Linked DNA regions of Mus musculus: region 1 is linked to region 2. A link is a contact called in ENCODE Hi-C or POLR2A ChIA-PET data. All regions are on one chromosome and are shown on one strand. Each heading gives the region's core, a stretch centred on a gene start or an enhancer-like site at or near the end of the contact. The rest is flanking DNA. Distances are from core to core; before and after follow the strand shown.

Region 1 (4,838 bases), core at 2,188-4,687, 43 kb before region 2:
TTTGGTTACCACGGTGTGTGTGATGTGTGTGTGTGTGTGTGTGTGTGTGTGTGTGTGTGTGTAGGACTTGGGTTTGGTTCCCATCACCCACGTGGTGCCTCACTACTGACTCCAGTTCCAACCAATCCCAGTTCTACCAGCACCACTCTCTCCACACCTCCCTGGGTACCTGGCACACAGGTGGTTAATATACATACAGGCAAAACATTTTTTGTTTTGTTTTTGTTTTTTGTTTTTTGAGACAGGGTTTCTCTGTGTAGCCCTGGCTGTCCTGGAGCTCACTCTGTAGACCAGGTTAGCCTCGAACTCAGGAATCCGCCTGCCTCTGCCTCCCGGGTACTAGGATTAAAGGCATGTGCTACCACTGCCCGGTGTCAGGCAAAACATTTATACACATAAACCTAAAAGATTTTTTTAAAGATTTGTTTAATTTATGTGAGTACACTGTCACTGTCTTCAGACATACCAGAATAGGGCATCAGATAGTTGTGAGCCACCATGTAGTTGCTGGGAATTGAACTCAGGACTTCTGGAAGAGCAGTCAGTGCTCTTAACTGCTAAGCCATCTCTCCAGCTCCCAAAAGATCTTTTTAAAAGTCTGGCACATAACAGTTTATTGTTACTTTGTGTGGTAAAGTACTTGGCAGCACTGGGCGTGATGGCACACCCCTTTAATCTCAGCACCCTGGAAGTAGAGGTAGGCATAGCCCTTGAGTTCAAGCCAACCTGGTTTATAAATTGACTTCTAGGACAAACAGGGAGTGGCATTATTAGGAGATGTGGCCCAGTTGGAGTAGGTGTGGCTATGTTGGAGGAAGTGTGTCACTGTGGAGGGTGGGGTGGACTTTAATACCCTAGCTGCCTGGAGAGCAGTCTTCTTTAGACTCAAGAAGTAGAACTCTTAGTTCCTTCTCCAGCACCGTGTCTGCCTGCATGCTGCCATGCTTCCTGCCATGATGATAATGGACTGAACCTTTAAGCCAGTCCCAATTAAATGTTGTCCTCATAAGAGTTGCCTTGGTCATGGTGTCTCTTCACAGCAATGGAAACCCTAACTAAGACAGTATGATAAAAGATACAGGAGCTGGTGAGATGGCTCAGCAGTTAAGAGCACCTACTGCTCTTCCAAAGGTCCTGAGTTCAAATCTTAGCAACCACATGGTGGCTCACAACCATCTGTAATGAGATCTGATGCCCTCTTCTGGTGTGTCTGAAGATAGCTACAGTGTACTTATATATAAATATAAACATAAATATAAATATAAATATATATATATATTTTTTTTTGGGTTTTTTTGGTTTTTTGAGACATGGTTTCTCCTACCTTCATGTCCCTGGTGCTGGGTGGAAAGTGTGTGTCATTATATATTGTTCACAGAACTTTTGAAGTATTTGTATTTTTTTCATCTTTATATGTGTGTGGCTTGTGTACATGTATAGGTGTTCACATGTATGTGGGGTTTTGTGGAGACTTAAAGTTGATGTTTTTTTTTTTTTCTACATCACACTTCACTTTGTTACAGAGGGTCTCTATTCACATATTCACAGCTCTGGCTTCCCTGACATGTAGACCTTTTTTTTTTTTTTTTAAGATTTATTTGCTGGGCAGTGGTGGCGCATGCCTTTAATCCCAGCACTTGGGAGGCAGAGGCAGGCAGATTTATTTCTGAGTTCGAGGCCAGCCTGGTCTACATGTCCTGAGTTCCAGGACAGCCAGGACTATACAGAGAAACCCTATCTCGAAAAACCAGAAAAAAAAAAGATTTGTTTATTTATTATATAAGTACACTGTAGCTGTCTTCAGACACACCAGAAGAGGGCATCAGATCTCATTACAGATGGTTGTAAACCAGCATATGGTTGCTGGGATTTGAACTCAGGACCTCTGGAAGAGCAGTCAGTGCTCTTAACCACTGAGCCATATCTCCAGCCGCTGATATGTAGACCTTAAGATGATTTGTCGTCTTAGGATTTCATTGCTGAAGAGACACCATGACCAAGTGTACTCTTATAAAGGAAAGCATTTAATTGAGGCTGGCTTACAGTTTCATGAGCATCATGGTGGGAAGCATGGTGGAATGCAGGCAGACATGGAGATAGAGAGGGACCTGAAAGTTCTACATCTTGATCCTCAGGCAGCAGAAGGGAACTTTGTGCCATACTGGGCATAATGTGGGCATAGGAGACCTTAAAGCCCATCCCCATAGTGACACACTTCCTCCAACAAGGCCACACCTTTTAATAATGCCACTGGCGATGGACCAAACATTCAAACACATGAGTCTGTGGGGGCCATAACTCAAAATCTATCTTGCCCCACCAAAAGAATTAAGGAGTTTTGTTTCACAGATGATCAAAGACTGGGCCGGGTGTTGGTGGCGCCCACTTAATCTCAGCACTTGGGAGGCAGAGGGATGCAGACATCTATGAGTTTGAGACCAGCCTGGGCTACAAAATGAGTTCTAGGACAACCAGGGCTATCCTGTCTCAAAAAAAGGATAATATCATTGAGGGGGTTGGGAAGTTGAAGCCGCAGTGGATGGATCACATACACTGAGCAAAAGTTCAGATCCCCAGAATGCAGGTAAAAGCTAAGAAGGCATGATGGCTGCCTGTAATCCCAGCACTCAGGAGACAGAAGTAGTGGGATCTCTGTGAGTTTGAAGCTAGCCTGATGTGGTGGTTTGAATAGGTATGGCCCCAGCTGTCCTGGAACTCATTATGTATACCAGACTGGCCTCGAACTCAGAAATCCTCCTGTCTCTGCCTCCCAAGTGTTGGGATTAAAGGCATTGCCACCCCTGCTGGGTCCCAAACATTTTTTTTAAAGATTTATTTATTATATGTAAGTACACTGTAGCTGTCCTCAGATACTCCAGAAAAGGGCATCAGATTTCGTTACGGATGGTTGTGAGCCATCATGTGGTTGCTGGGATTTGAGCTCGGGACCTCTGGAAGAGCAGTCGGCGCTCTTAACCACTGAGTCATCTCGCCAGCTCACCCCAAACATACTTTTTGAAAAACCGAATGAGGAAATGAATAATGAAGTCTAGGCAACTGTACCCTCCACCCACGGGTGATCTCAACATTTGAATAAACGATCGTGTGCTTGCTTTTCTTCTTCGAGTGTTTTGCTTATTATTGTTCTAATTAAAGGCAATTTTCTAAAACGCCGGTGTTTGAACCAAGGGCCTCTTGTGCAGCTGCCATGCCACGAAGCTACCCTCCAGCACGAATTCTTAATTCATTTGTTTATGTGCTCGTGTATTAATAGATTCAATTGCTAAACACTCTCTCAGCAGCAGATCTGCAGTACTGGCTGAGCTCGCCATAGCAAACACCTTTTCTTTCTCTGTATTCCGAAGCAGTGGGAATGCATAGCTGGAGTGAAGCATTAGAGAGCGCTGCAGTTGTAGTTCCGCAGTGTGTCCGGCAGATGGCGATGCCGAGATCACCGAGTGCGGTCCTCAAAGCTGAAGGTAGGAAGGATCTGATCGGTTTCCAAATGCTGGATGGAAAATCAGAGCAGAACTTGAAGAGAGGCAGAAGGATTTGGAGAGGTTTTTTTAAAAAAAGACGGATTTCTGGCAGGCACCCCCAAAGGTTCTAGTCCCGCAGGAATCAGGCGGTCTCTGGGCTCTCTTCTGAGGATGCTCCCGCAAATTAAGAGGTCTGGGACCCACTGGCGGGAATTTCTAGGTCCTACTCAGCTGACTGGGTGAGGAAGAGATGCCTCTGGTTCCACTCTGAGTCTCTTATTTATCTCTGTGACTTTTCCGTGTGTCCCCGCCCCACCGCCACTAGCAGAGCGTAGGTGATAAAGATGATGCTGTTCCGTCTGCCGCCCAAGTTTGCTTCAAGGCTGAAAGGGTATCCGGCTGTTGGCAGCGAGGATTTAAGACTGGTCTACTCTGAATCAAAGGCAGGTGTGGCTGTTTTAAGAGTTCTCTCTGTTCCTGTGGAGCGGAACACCATCCAGTCTTGTGATTTGAGAACTGGCAACAACAGGAGTTGGCGCAGGGCCATAGCTGGGCTATCTGTACTTCCGCTGCCTCCCTGCCTGCCCAGCCGCTGTCGCCACTCCTCGCCACTGCTGCACGTGGGGGTGGTTCCTACTCTTCTTTGGGGTCATCGTTACCATATTATCCAAAAGATAAGGCTTAAAAGAAGGAAAATATCTAGAGTAATAATAAAGAATGGCATTGTTATATCGACTGGAACGCTCCACATAGTTACTCAACGCTAACACCTTCTTAAAGGGATTGTTCAAAGGGGTTGAAGGGTTAGGGATGCTACAGTAAGCAAGGATGCATTCTACGGAGAGGCCGCGGAGCACAATCACAGAAACTGGATTTTTTTTTTTGTCCTATTTAATGCTGTGTGTCATGCAAGGTCTCTCCAAAGAGGTGCCATTGAGCAGAGACTTAGCTGGTGAGAAGTGCCACCACACTGAGACCTGGGAGGAGGGCTCCTGTAGAGAGGAGAGGCAAGTTGTCAAGAAGAACCGGGCAGAGGCTGATGCGTAAGGGGGTGAGGGGGCTGACCTGGCGACGTGCTGGACAGGCAGGGAGCCGGAGGGGAGGAACTCCGGACTGAGTGGTCAAGCCTGCTTGTCCAGCTCTGTCCTGGCCTCACCCTGAGGCAGGAGCTATTTGCTTTTCCCCTGGGAAAATGTCACCAGGGCAGATGGGACTCTGGAGTAGTGATGGAAAGTTTTGGAAAACAGATGTGCACAGCGGAAGTTGGGTATTATATAACAGTTTTGTGCACCGAGGTAAGGCGGACTGAATGGCGGCTTCCATTTGGTTTCCTTCCGAACATGCCCCTTGTGTTCCTAT
Region 2 (5,190 bases), core at 82-2,581:
GAGGCACCCAGGCTGCTGGTATGAGCAGCTGCCAGGTCCCCCAGCCTTTTCACATTGCAGGCAGCCATCCTTGGACTGACTACCCAGACCATATCATGTGAGGTGGCTGAATAAATCCCCTTTGAATATAGTCATTATATTGGTTCTTTTTCTAAAGAGAACCCAACTACACTGTTTTATGTTATGTGACACAATATAAAAGGAAACACACAGAAGAACTTTATAACAAAACTTTCCAAGGACAATCGGCAAGGACTATTGAGAACTGGTTTTGAGAACTGGTAGGCATTGTGCTGGAGAGCAGAGAGTGCTAGACGATAAAACATCCCCAGGACACAGAAGCAAGGGCTTCCAAGAAACAAACCCAGCAGTCCACATCCGTTTTCAATGCAAAGAGGAGGGGCTTTGTTGAGGAGATAGGAACCTTGAACAAGCCGCATCTTGCTCTATGCACCTTGCTCCGTAGGTAACAATGACAAACTGGCAGAGTGCATGTCCAGAAATGAAGGAAGTCTTGTGAATATCCGCCATTGTTCTAAAGGTTTCTAAATTTAATCACGAGGAAATAATCCCACGAATCCAGAACTTGACAAGACAATTGGTCTGGACCGCAACTATGCCAAAGTTAAGAAGAGTTTAGGAAACTAGAGGCTCCGGTCAGATTGTAAATAAATAGCTAATGAAAAAAAGAAAAAGAAAACGAGAGCTCTGGTTTAAGAAGTTTACGAGAGGTGAATTCAGATGCATTGGGTTGATTTTTAGTAGCTCCCGAGTTTCCTGTGCGCATGTGTGGATGACCTTTTGAGACAGCAAGGGGATATAAATATTATCATATTTATATGGGATATGATTGAAAATGTACTCAGTCTCTTGTATATGATAAGTGGTAATTTTTCAAGAGTTCGGTGTGAAAGGAATAGACACAGAAAGAATGCAAGAGTTGCGAAATGCTAGCGTTGGTGAGTCTGGGCTCTCAGTTTTCAGTCAGCACATTTCAAATTATAAAGCTCTATGTTAAAAACAGTGAACGCAAGATGATTCTTTGCGACTGCCGAGGTTCTGGGAGACACGGAGAAGCCCCTCTGAAGAAGAGTCTGTGGCTTCCCGGCTTCCCCTTCACAGACCGAAGGCAGTGGGGAGCAGCGAGCAGCCCGCAGCTCGGTTCCCAGCAGTGAGAGCCTGAGAACCCCAGTCTGGTTGCTTCTGGGACCCGCTCTTCCTGGGTCTCCTTGGCTGTGGCTGGAGGCGTGGCCTTGAGGGAGCCGGTGTCGACAGTGACCAATGAGAACGTGGTGTGGGCGTGTCCGGGCGAGAAGCGGGCGGAGCCGTTCCCGGCTTGGGCCGCGCCCGCCGTTCGGCGGCCTTTTCTTCCGCTCCCGCACCGAGGTGCTCCCAGGCGGCTGCACTGGCTCCGAGGAGTAGCAGGAGGAGCTCCGCCGCGGGGTGAGTTCCCGGCCGCGCTGCTGCCTTGTGGACCTGGCCAGAGAACCGCTGCGGCGGGTTTGCTCCGGGCTGAAGTGCGCTGGGGTTCGCGGGCTGGGGTTCGGTGGGTACGAGGTTCCGGAGCCCGGGCTCGCTCTGGGACCCGGGCTCGCTCCCGGGTTCTAGTGGTTCTGCGGGATCTGCGGAGGATGGCTGAGGGGGGCGTCCGGGAGGCTCAAGGGTTGCACCCTTTGCTGCGACACTTCTTCCTCCCACCGGTGTGCGCCCCTCCCATCCGTGGGCAGAGACGGTGCAGCTTCAGCACCCGCGAGCTCAGTACCCGGGATAGGGCTCTTCATCCATTGAATTGCTGGTGTAGGGCTGGGGATGTTGCTCAGTGGTTGAGCTATTTATTGTATACAGGGTCCCGGGTTCAATCATCAGCGTTGCTAAATAGGCGGTTAATAAACAATGTCCATTTTCTTTAAGGTAATGGGGCGCGCGCGTACACACACACACACACACACACACACACACAAATTGCTCGTGAAACAACAAGCTAGGTTGCTGCTTGCGAGTTCGCAAGAACCTGTCAAATGAATTGCTCGAAAAGTTAACGTGCTAATGCGTTTTAAAGGCTTTTTAGGTGTAATTTCAGGCAAAACACTCAGTAGTCAGGATTGTTCTTGCCTAAGAATAGCAAAACAATGCTAGAACGAACGCCCTTGTAGATTCTACATTCGGAGATGTGTTAGTGTGAAGCTGAAAGGCATGGATTTAGATCTTAGCAGTGGCACTGCCAACTTTTGTAACATGGGCTTAATTATCTCGTGAAAAAATGGTACTATTTCTAAAATGTTTTTAAAACACCATATTTCATAAGTATGTGTTGAGTTTGGTTTTTTCTTTTTTTTACCTGTACACTTAAAAAAAGATTCACCCAGTCTTATTTATGTGTCTGTGAGTTTATATGCGAAGTACTTTTGGAAGTCAGAATGCATCAGATTCTCTAAAACAGGAGTTCTAAGCAGGTGTGAGCCACTTGATGTGGATAGTGGGAATCGAACCCTGGTCCTCTGGAAGAACAGGCTGAGCCATCTCTCGGCCCCTCACTGTGTGCTTTTAATGAAGAATAGGAATAGGAAAGGCTTATGAAAAGACAGTGTAATGGGGGAGAGATTTATGAGAACACGAAGGGAAGAGTATGTGATTACGGTTTAAGACTGTACACTGAAAGAACAGACCAAAATGAAAATGATTTATTAATTATATAAGAGGAACTTGGAGAGCCCGCAGAAGTACTAGCAGTGCCAATTTTAAAGAATAATCGTACAAAGCAGTGAGTTTCATCACACTGACTTCATAGCTTTGTTTCTCATCCTACCCACCCGCCCCCTCCCTCCATCGACTGCCTGCCCAGTTAGAGCCCTTCTACTTTCTTTTTTTTCTCATTTTTTAAAATATTTTTTATTATGTATTTTCCTCAATTACATTTCCAATGCTATCCCAAAAGTCCCCTATACCCTCCCCCCCCCACTTCCCTACCCACCCATTCCCAATTTTTTGGCCCTGGCGTTCCCCTGTACTGGGGCATATAAAGTTTGTGTGTCCAATGGGCCTCTCTTTCCAGTGATGGCCGACTAGGCCATTTTTTGATACATATGCAGCTAGAGTCCAGAGCTCCGGGGTACTGGTTAGTTCATAATGTTCCACCTATAGGGTTGCAGATCCCTTTAGCTCCTTGGGTACTTTCTCTAGCTCCTCCATTGGGAGCCCTGTGATCCATCCATTAGCTGACTGTGAGCATCCACTTCTGTGTTTGCTAGGCCCCGGCCCTTCTACTTTCTAGTCCATCAGCTGTTTCCTTTCTCTCCGAAGGTCTTTTCCTCCTTTCTCATGACTGTCTTCCTAGTAACATGATCCGTACACATACACTTACAAATACACACATATATTTATTTATTTATTTATTTTTTAATCTCTTTTCTTTTTTTTTAATATTTATTTATTTATTATATGTAAGTACACTGTAGCTGTCCTCAGACACTCCAGAAGAGGGAGTCAGATCTTGTTATGGATGGTTGTGAGCCACCATGTGGTTGCTGGGATTTGAACTCCTGACCTTCGGAAGAGCAGTCGGGTGCTCTTACCCACTGAGCCATCTCACCAGCCCATACACATATATTTATGAACATAAAACATGGAATGTTTGTCTTTTGGAGTCTAGCTTATATTCTATTTTTTTAAAAAAAGACTTATTTATTTATTATTATATGTAAGTACACCGTAGCTGTCTTCAGACACTCAAGAAGAGAGTGTCAGATCCCATTACAGATGGTTGTGAGCCACCATGTGGTTGCTGGGATTTGAACTCGGGACTTTCGGAAGAGCAGTCGGTGCTCTCAACTGCTGAGCCATCTCAACAGCCCCCTAACTTATATTCCTTTATATAGTGACTTTCAGTTGTATACATTTTCCCACAAATGCCGTGATTTCATTTTTTCTTGTGGCTGCATAAAATTCTGTTGTATATTGTCACAGTTTGTATATGCTTGGCCCAGGGAGTGGCACTGTTAGGAGGTGAGGCCCTGTTGGAGTAGGTGTGTCACTGTGGCTTTAAGACCCTCATCCTAGCTGCCTGGAAGTCAGTATTCTGCTAGCAGCCTTTAGATGAAGATGTAGAACTCTCAGTTCCTCTTGCACCATGCCTGCCTGGAAGATGCCCTGATGATAATGGACTGAACCTGATTTCATTTAAACCTATGAACCTGTAAGCCAGCCCCAATTAAATGTTGTCCTTAGAAGAGTTGCCTTGGACGTGGTGTCTGTTCACAGCAGTAAAACCCTAGCTAAGACATATATGTGGATCACTTATTTTTATTTTTAATTTATTTTTGGTATTTTTGATATTCCTTATGGAGCTAGGTATTTTGGGGCCTCACTATGTAGTTTTGGCTAGCCTAGAACTTGATATGTAGAGCAGGCTGGCCTTGAACTAACAGAGATTGACATGCCTCTGCCTCCCAAGTACTGGGAGGGAAAGTGAGTGCTACCATGTTAGTCGTGGAACACATTTTCTATATCCATTCATCCGCTGATGGACATCTAGGTGTACTCTGTGCCCCAAGGTATTGTGAATAGACCATGAATGTGCGTGTGTCTCTGTGGTGTGTTAACGTGGAATTGTTTGGGTATATACCTAAACTGGACCATATGGGAGTTCTTTTTCTTCTTTTGATTTTTGAGGCAGGGTTTCTCTGTGTAATCCTGGCTGCCCTGGAGCTCGCTCTGTAGCCCAGCTATCCTTGAACTCGGAGATCTGTCTGCTCAGCTTTTTTTTTTTTTTTTTAAATTAAAGAACTCCCTCCATATTTAATTTGATAGTGGCTGCACAAATTTACATTTCTACCAGCAGGGAGTGATATTTTCCTTTTAAGGTCATACTCACCAGTATTTGCCATCTTTTTAAAATCAATTAATTTGTGTGTATGTGAGTGTGTGAGTGTGTGTGTGTGTGTGTGTGAGAGTATGTGTGAGTGTGTGTGAGTGTGTGTGAGTATGTGAGTGTGGATGAGTGTGTGTGTGAGTGTGTGTGAGTGTGTGTGTGTGTGTATGTGTGTGTGTGAGTGTGTGTGAGTGTGTGTGTGTGTGTGTATGTGTGTGTGTGAGTGTGTGTGTCCGTGTACATGAGGTCACATGCGTGAGATAACCTACAGCACAGGTGCAGAGTCTGAGAACAGCTTTCAGAAGTCACGTGTCCTGTGGCTC

The links. A loop is a pair of places that touch in the nucleus more often than their neighbours do. ChIA-PET counts read pairs that join two places held with the same protein, here RNA polymerase II (POLR2A).
Region 1: a loop to region 2 is called in a map of gastrocnemius, with 7 times the contacts of the local background. The contact joins the enhancer-like site here to the promoter of Slc25a30 in region 2. A Hi-C loop is called at or near these places in 22 of 37 maps with a recorded cell type or tissue (Patski, T-helper 1 cell, T-helper 2 cell and 7 more). POLR2A ChIA-PET finds 5 or more read pairs at or near these places in 4 of 5 experiments (Patski and embryonic stem cell).

Annotation. Positions count from the first base shown.
Region 1 is chr14:75,828,210-75,833,047 of GRCm38, reverse strand. No RefSeq gene overlaps it. Among named protein-coding and RNA genes, the nearest start is that of Gm4285, 14 kb to the left of the region's middle. Within about 2 kb of position 3,437, at least 2 of the 3 ENCODE cell types and tissues checked have a DNase peak (open chromatin) inside an H3K27ac peak, as active enhancers do; they include gastrocnemius and heart, where a contact is called at or near this core.
Region 2 is chr14:75,783,178-75,788,367 of GRCm38, reverse strand. Slc25a30 (solute carrier family 25, member 30) reads left to right here and starts at 1,331. Exons shown (of 10, transcript NM_026232.3): 1 at 1,331-1,443.